Regions from separate parts of the Mus musculus genome. Here region 2 is linked to region 1. Evidence: chromatin contacts called from ENCODE Hi-C or POLR2A ChIA-PET data. All regions are on one chromosome and are shown on one strand. Each heading gives the region's core, a stretch centred on a gene start or an enhancer-like site at or near the end of the contact. The rest is flanking DNA. Distances are from core to core; before and after follow the strand shown.

Region 1 (4,112 bases), core at 727-3,226:
CTGAACAGAGCTGGGGCTGTGCAGGCAGGAAGGGCCAGAGGAAGCCGGTACCAGGCAGAGGAAGCCAATCAGACATTTCAGAGGTATAGGCCTGCTAGGACTGAGAATGCTGGAGCTTTAACTCAGGTGACAGCGTTTGCCTCACATGTGGAAAACCTATGTATGGTTCCATCCCCTGGTGCCCCAGGAACTGGAAGCGGTGGGGCTTGCCTGTAATCTCTGCAGCTAGGAGGTAGAGGGTTAAAAGTTCAAGGTCAGCCGGGCGTGGTAGCACACACGCCTTTAATCCCAGCACTCAGGAGGCAGAGGCAGGCGGATTTCTGAGTTCGAGGCCAGCCTGGTCTACAAAGTGAGTTCCAGGACAGCCAGGGCTATACAGAGAAACCCTGTCTCGAAAAAACAAAAAGAAAAGGAAGTCCAAGGTCGTCTATAATCAGTGAGTCCAAGGCCAGTCTGTAACATACAAGACCCTGTAAACATAATAAATAAATAAATAAATAAATAAATAAATAAATAAATAAATAAATAAATAAATATTGATCTTCTGGTTAACTGATTTTAATTTTTTAATTTGTGTGTGTGTGTGTGTGTGTGTGTGTGTGTGTGTGTGTGTGTGTGTGTGTGTCTTTTAGAAACCTGTCTAGTAGGAAGAATTCCAGTCTACTTTGGTCTGGTCAGGATCTCAGGCCCCAGTGGTCTCCTTCAAGTTTGAATGAGCAGTAGTGTTCTGACAGTCTTCTTCAGACCCTGCTGTACATTTCCCCTCTGAACTACACGTAGAGGCTCCCCATTCATTCCCCAGGAAAATGCTGGTCCTTTCCCTTCTCTCTTGGTTCCTCAGGAGCAGCATGAATGCTTTCTCTTCCTCCACAGCCAGTGTTACCATGGTGCCCATTTCACTCACAAACTAGATACTATACAGGACAACACACAATGATCCAAACTCAGGACATTAGGCATCTTTCTCAAGGGCAGCATCTTAAAATGACTTCTCTGCTGGGGATAGGGATACAAGTTGGTAGAACATTCCAGAAGCCTTTCATTCTCTCTCTATTACTGAGGGAAGAGGGGAAAAAAGAAGCTATAAATAAAAGCGCAGAATAAGAGTGAGGAGGGGACAGCCCATGCTCTCTGCCCCTCTATGACCCCTGGGACCCCAAGAGAGTGCCTACCATTAACGTGGCTTTTAATTCTTCTTCCACAGATACTTCCAATGGGGTGACAAGAAGATCAGCTCTGAGAATGGTCCTCAGCCTTACATAAAAGCAAAAGGGCTAGCCACGTCTGATAGTTGTCCAATCACTTAATGACTATTTATTAAACAGTGTGTCCAGCACAGAAACAAATACGAATGTTGCTATTAAACGGCCTAGAGAAACTGTGTGGCTATGACCAGCAACATGCAGAGGATACAAGGAAGAGTAAGAATACATGGGTACAAAGTATTTCTCACTCTGCTTGTAGGCAGGGAGCCTTGAAGGACAGCCTGGTGGGCAAGGTATGCCTGCTAGGAAAGCCAATCCAATGTGTGCAGATGTCAAATGGGGTGGTTCTAAAAAGAGGTAGTCTGGCTGGGATGGCCAAAGAGGAGAGCAGATGTGGGCAGCCAGTCTGTAGAAGCTGAAAAGCCTCCCATGCTAAGCTCAGTATTTTGTCTTTATCCAGAGGGCAGCAGGAGAGTTTCAAAGACTTTTAAGCAGAGGGGAAGTGCATAGATGAAAATTGAAGCTCAGAAGGCTCTCTGTGACAATGATGGTGATTAGGCCCATCCATGAGCAGGGCTGGATGCAGAAAGGCCTGGTGACCATGTGTAAGAAGCACGTGTGCCATGTGGGTGTGCTTGTCACCATGCTCTGACTGCCATGTGCACAGAAAGGAGGCTGACTTACAAGAACCGGCTCCTGAGAACCCAGTGAGGCTCAGCTGGGCCTGCAGCCAACTTCCACTTTACCCGGGATGCTTTCGCTTTCAAGACATCTTGTTTTGAGTCAAGATTCCTCCTTCTGAACATGGGACTTTCCAGCAGGACCACAGCTCCTTCCGTGCACTCGTCTGGCCTAGGATGGATATCCTAGTTTGCTGAGGGAATCTTCCAAGGGAGGACAACGGCCATGTGGTCCCTCTGGAGTCTTCTTCTCTTTGAAGGTAAGTGGGGCAGATGGACAACCTGTCCTCGGGGAGCTGAAAGCCTCTCCCCAGCTGCCTTCATCCTACTGCTAGGCAGCTTGCCTCTCCAAACCAAGTAAGAATCAAGGAGAGAAGGAGAAGTGAGGTGTGGAGCAAGCTCAAGTGGTGTCTTAGACAAAATAGGGTAGCGTTACCAGTGGCATCTGTATCCAGGAGACACCACCCGTTCCAGGGCCCAGAGCAGCTTGAAATGATGGCAGTTTTGAGAGAAAGTTGGGTGCTAGGGTGATGGGGATCTGGCACTACTGACACATGGGGATCCTCCAGTCCAGGGAAAGAGAGGAGGGTAAGGCAGAGGAGAGTTCCCTAAGGAGTGTTTCGGCAGCTTGTAAGGATGCTGAGGTCACTCTCTGTATCCTGTACAAGAAGAGATGGACATTGAATGAAGAAATGAGGTGACAGCAGGTTAAATGTGGTCCCAGTGGGCATGAGGATAGCTGATAGCAAACTGGTGTTGGAGTCTCCAAACACGAGCTGACTCCCTCCATCACTCTGATGGCTGAGTTTCCCTCTTTGATCAACAAATAGGCAACATGACACGGAGTTCATGGATCCCCATACTCAGAGCCAGGATACGGCAGAACCTCAGACTTAAGGGGCATCCAGTGTTAACACTGAATCTGTGTCCTTCAGAATAAAGATGGCTAGGCCCAGAGAGGTTAAAGATATAGATGAGGACTAGAGTTGTGATCAGCAGATCTCTTGATCCCAGCTTCTGGCACTTGGATACATGATGTATCAACCCTTACGGTGCCCTGCATCCTGAAGCCTCCTTCTGTACCAGGCTCGGGGTCAATCCTCAGCAAATTCAGTGCAGTGTACTGAGCTCCTGCAGTCTAATATTAAACTGAGGGGAAGGGGAGAACTGCACGTATAAAGATAAAGACGTTTGCTCTTAGCCTGAAAGAGTTCATGTCTGGAGGGGGATCCTGATTCAGAGACAGACACTACTAATAGTACAGGGTGCTGATTTCTGGTCACTGTAGGAAAACAGAAAGAATGTAACCTTGCAGTGAGCTAGGGAAGAGGTTAGAGGTGATGGTGATGCTTACAGAATAAGCACACACAAATAAGGCAGAAAAGGAGTCAAGAGGGCAGCTCAAACAGGATTGTCTTCCTCATAGTTCAAGCTCAAAACAGTCCTTTGAACATCGCACCTTGCTATCTCACCTCCTGTTTGTCTCTTTCCCTGTTTTAGATCACAAATAATGATAGGCAATGGGTCCCAAAACCTGGGAGCACCCTTTGAGTCCTCCCGCTTCACTCTCAAACCAAATCTAATACTAGAGTTTGCTAACTACATACAGTATTACTCTTTCTGGCTCCCCATCCCCGGTGGTTCCATTCCTTTGTTTAAGTTTCCACCTTTATCTTGCATTGGAAAAAAAAAAAAAAAAAAAAAAAAACACAGCCTCAACCTTTCTGCCACCTCCAGTGCGATCTCCGTGCCTCCGTGCCTCTTCGTCGTGCATTTCATCATGCCACTTCCTCGCTCAAAACCTACCTGCAACAGCACGCACGCTCGCGCATGCGCACACCATTGTTCGAAGGATTAAAAAGCTCAGAAACTAGGGCTCCTTCATGGTACAGTGAGGTCCCAGGAACTTTTGGTGTCCTTCTCTCCTTACTTCTCCTTGGCAGAACCACTTTCATTTCCTCATGCCCCCCACCCCCCCACCCCACCCCCCGTCTAAGCCTCCACCCCTCACCCCACCCCCTCCACCCCCGTGCTGTCCCCTCTGCCTGTAGTGCTTCTCCATCCCCATCCCAGTAGCCACTGCTTGTCTAGCCAATTCCTACTCCTACTTTAGGATGCTTCTTCTCTGAGGCAGCTCCAGGCTGGGTGAGGACCCCTATTAACCTACTGTTGAGACACTTTTTCTCACTATGATACTTAATTTGTTTTAGAGGCTGGCTTGAGGTCT
Region 2 (4,112 bases), core at 763-3,262, 40 kb after region 1:
TCAGAAAATCTTGGACTTCCGTGCTAGGAGAGGACAATAGCTCTTGCTTCTATTCTAGGACAGAAATAAAAAGTTAAAGACAAAGACCTAGAAGAGAGTGAGCAGAGACTGTGGGGGATGGAAGAGGCATGACCAGCAATCAGAGCCAGCTTCAGAGATGTGCTCTAGCCCAACCCCAGATCCCTGTGGAGGACAGGCAGCCTAACCATCCTCCAAAACTAACTATCAGCAATCCACACAAACCCCTAGTTCTTCAAGACCCCCAGCTGACCTGGGACTACAACCTGACCCCCTTTAGACCAGCCTCCCTCATGGCCGGCCCCTCCACTCCCTTTTCCGTGTCCCCATGTAGACCTAGAGCTCACCCCAGAACGCTCGGGGATGAGTTTAACCACCTGAACAAGTTTCAGAGGGGTTCCAGAGCAGGAGTTAGGAACTACCACAGGGAGACAGATGGTATGATGTGGGTCTCAAAGCAAGGTGGTGGCGAAGAAGCTGGATTCTGGAAACCAAGGGACCACCACAGCCGCTGACTCTGCAGCAGGTTTCAGTGAAGGTAATAAGATGTAGTACTACCAGGTGAGGCCAAGGGCAGGGGTTCAGAGATGGTGTTGGTGGATGAAGGATCACTCTTAAGTTCTGACAGGAAGGATCAGAGTCACGTTGGAGAAGAGCAGATCTGTTAGTGCTTAAGTTTGAAGATGTGCAGCGCAGCTGTAGATTGAAACTCAAATCAGAGCCGTAAGCAATAACTTCAAACACAGGTGACCCACATATTCTCTGGGCCCGTCATCCAGCCTCCCGAGCCTCTGCATTTCCACTGGCTCACCTCAGAAAGAGGGGGACTGCAAGAGGGAGCCTGGATGTACCGAGATCTGTCCCATCACACAGTATCCCAGAACTGACCTGGCTCACACAGTCTTGACTTCTAAAAGATCGACCTGGTCTCCAGGGACGTGAGAAGGTTGACTGAATGTCATTGACTGAAGTGCCAGGAGGGCAAGCAGAGGTGAGAGGGAATCCCTTGTAAAGAGTGTGTGGAATCCTAATGACAGAGCTGAGGGAGAACCGAGAAGCCTTCACGCTAAAGGTATCTTCACAGCACGAAGCTCAGCTGCATCTCCATCTCACGGACCTTCATCTGGACTTCATGCTGGAATGTGGGGAAAGAGCGAAGAGTCTCGGCTCCTCTCCTATAGCATCCCCGTGGATGGGAGACAGAGCCAAGGGAAGGGACACTTAGCCCACGATGTGATGAGGTGTGCTGATAATAATCACAAGGTCCTGCTTGGTGGAGATGATGTTTAAAGAGAGACTGAAAAGGTTACTGATCATGATGAGCCGAGAGAGAGAGAGAGAGAGAGAGAGAGAGAGAGAGAGAGAGAGAGAGAGAGAGAACCCCTGAGGTGGCCAGAGCTGTGTCTCGGTGCTTGGGAAGTAAGCCAGGGTCCTGCCAGACACAATTCAGAAAAAATGAAACCAGGAGTGACAGCTGGTGATTATTTTTGAACAGAGTAGATAAAATCCTTGAGCACTAAACCTCTTGGAACCTTCGACTCGAAACCTACGAGAACTTCACTGGGATCATAGCCAGGTCCTCGGGACTGATTCTGCAACTCAGATTGATTGGCCTGAACCATGCGCCCCCATGTGTGGAGACAGATTTTGTGATGTATTAATCTCTATCTGTCCAGTGGGACCTTGGCTTTTGGACTTGTAGGAATAAAATTTGCTTTTGCTTCAATATTTGGACTTTCCCATCACGTATCTTCAAAGAGAAGCTGTGGTCCCCTCAACCCCCAGGGTGGTCCCAGGCCTGGCCTGCTCTAAACAACTGCCCAGAGAGGCTTTGGAAGAAAGCTTAGGTGTGGGGTTCAGAGCCTTTCCCACTAAGCCTGAACAGACAGGCCCTCCCTCTGCCCTCCCTGTTTGTTTCCTGTTGCCTGGATACCTGAATAAAGGACTGGATGAGAGAAGGTGGGGCTTGTCTCAGCTCAGCCAGGCCTGGCTGGAGAGGGAAGTGTTAACTCTCAGGGGAGCCATAAGCCCTGCCCAAGAGTAAAGAGGACGCCTCCCCTCCTCCTCCAGGTTCCTCCTTCCGATACTTCCCCCGGAAGCCTCTGCAAAGCCCAGTTTCCAGAACACCGGCACTGTCCCACGTAAGGCTCACCATGCAGAGTGGATGGATACAGAGAGCTTCCTTCCGTCTTATAGATTGTGCACCTGTTTAGCGCGGCCCCAAGACTAGGGCTGTGCATGTCACACACACGAAGACACTGGTGGACTGGGCTTTCTGAGCAGGTAGGTAGTGGGCGCCTTGTCTCTCAGGGAAAGCAAGCCAGGTTCTGCAACCATTTGCCTAAGGCTTACAAAGAAGACTGGAACGCCGGCAGTTCTCCAAGGTCTCCTCCAGCCATACGTTCTCGTGATTTGGTAGTGCTCATTCCCATTAGCCCAGACACAGACATTCTCCGGTAGCCGTGTAGGGGGAAAAATTCACGGACTCTGAGGAGTTTCTCCCAGGCCCTCCCTCCCTAGCCGACCTCCCTTCTTCACCTCCTCCTCTTCCTGGGAGGCTGAGAAAGTCACAGCTTCAGCTGCAGCACTGTCCCAGCACCAAAGTCATCAAAGCCACTGAGACAGTGGCCACCCTTTTGAAGAAGGATATTGGCACGAATGCAGGAGTTTGAGCCTCAAGAGCCGTGAGGACAAGGGCAAGAGCTGTGAGCGTTAAAGCAGAGGAAAGGGGTTGCACTCTTTAAGGATAGATAAATTGTGATTTCCTGGGATGCATCTCAGTGCACGGAGAGAGATGTGGGTCACTTTTCGATAGGAAGGGACCTGAGGTCTTGACTAAATAGTTGCCTTGACCACGGGAGCTTCCAGGCTTCACAAGAATGTAGCAGGAGGGGTGTGGTCGAAAGAACAGAAAGTGAGGAACTCTCTGTCCCTAAGCCTCCAAGCCTGTGTACCCAGACTTCTTGTCTGAGACTTCAGCGTCTTCTTTCTTCCATCACCTAAACAGCTGCCACCTTTCCTCACCCCCAAAACCCTGCAGAGCTTTGAACTCTGAGAGCCCCTTTCATCCGAGCCTATTCAAAGTGCTTTTACTGAGACCAATTAATGCCCAGCTGTGACCCAAGTCACACGCAGGGGTACTGAAGCTTTCAGGAGCACCAAAGGACATCCTGGCATCCCACTGAGTCAGGGACTATGTGGCTAGGCCACCAGAGCTGGCAGCACCCAGCTGGAGCAGTTGCAAAGGTTCAGAGACTGCCCCACCCCCACCCATCCCCCAAGCCACTGCAGAGCCTGGCAACAGGCTCACATGGGCAGGTAGGGCATGGAGCCCAGGCAGGAGCTGGGGCATATATGCCTGAGACACAGCTGCTTGCAGATCTGACTGTGTGTTCTACCCGAGTACCCAACCACTGGGTTTCCTAAGGCTGGACCAATCCAGTCTGATGCATTCCAGAGGCATAAGACAGGCTGTGAGATCCTTGGGTGCTAATCTGTACCTTTCTATATAAGACAATATAAATGCAGTAAATAAAAAGAGTCTGAGCCTGATGTGGTAGTGCATGCTTTTAATCTCAGAACTTGGGAGGTAGATGCAGGTGGATCTCTGTTAGTTAGAAACCATCCTGGTGTATATAGTGAGTTCCAGGATATCCACAGCTACAGAAAGAGGGGCTATCTCAAAAAAAAATTCTGTCATAACTAAGTTACTAATAGTTTGAGCACTCAAAACAAAAAACAAAACAAAAACCAGAAAAACTTTACATGAACAAAGAAAATACACCAACATCAGGACACCTCCTACTTATCTACTGGTCGCCACCCCCAGCCCCAGCCCCAGCCCCAGCCCCAGCCCCGCCCACTGCCCTCTGCAGCCTCCCAGAAAACCCCAAGGTTGATCTGTGGCTTGGAGGGAAACACAAAACCACTTGTGCCTCTGAGCATAAGGTCAGCGGAAGCTTCCCTAGCAGAAAGAGCTCAGCAAAGGGTCAAGAGTTAACCTTTAGGGGCAAGGCTGAGGCCGGTCACTCCTGACTGCTGAGTCTGCGGGTACCTGAGAGCCCTCGATACCACACGGTTTTTTTTGTACCCCA

The links. A loop is a pair of places that touch in the nucleus more often than their neighbours do. ChIA-PET counts read pairs that join two places held with the same protein, here RNA polymerase II (POLR2A).
Region 2: a map of CH12.LX shows a loop between it and region 1 (2.3-fold over the local background). The contact joins the promoter of 4933439K11Rik here to the promoter of Slamf8 in region 1. A Hi-C loop is called at or near these places in 1 of 37 maps with a recorded cell type or tissue (CH12.LX). POLR2A ChIA-PET finds 5 or more read pairs at or near these places in 2 of 5 experiments (both embryonic stem cell).

What each region holds. Positions count from the first base shown.
Region 1 is chr1:172,588,432-172,592,543 of GRCm38, reverse strand. It overlaps Slamf8 (SLAM family member 8), which reads left to right and starts at 1,976. Exons shown (of 5, transcript NM_029084.3): 1 at 1,976-2,145. The coding sequence starts at 2,112.
Region 2 is chr1:172,548,706-172,552,817 of GRCm38, reverse strand. 4933439K11Rik (RIKEN cDNA 4933439K11 gene) reads left to right here and starts at 2,012. Exons shown (of 3, transcript NR_040558.1): 1 at 2,012-2,301.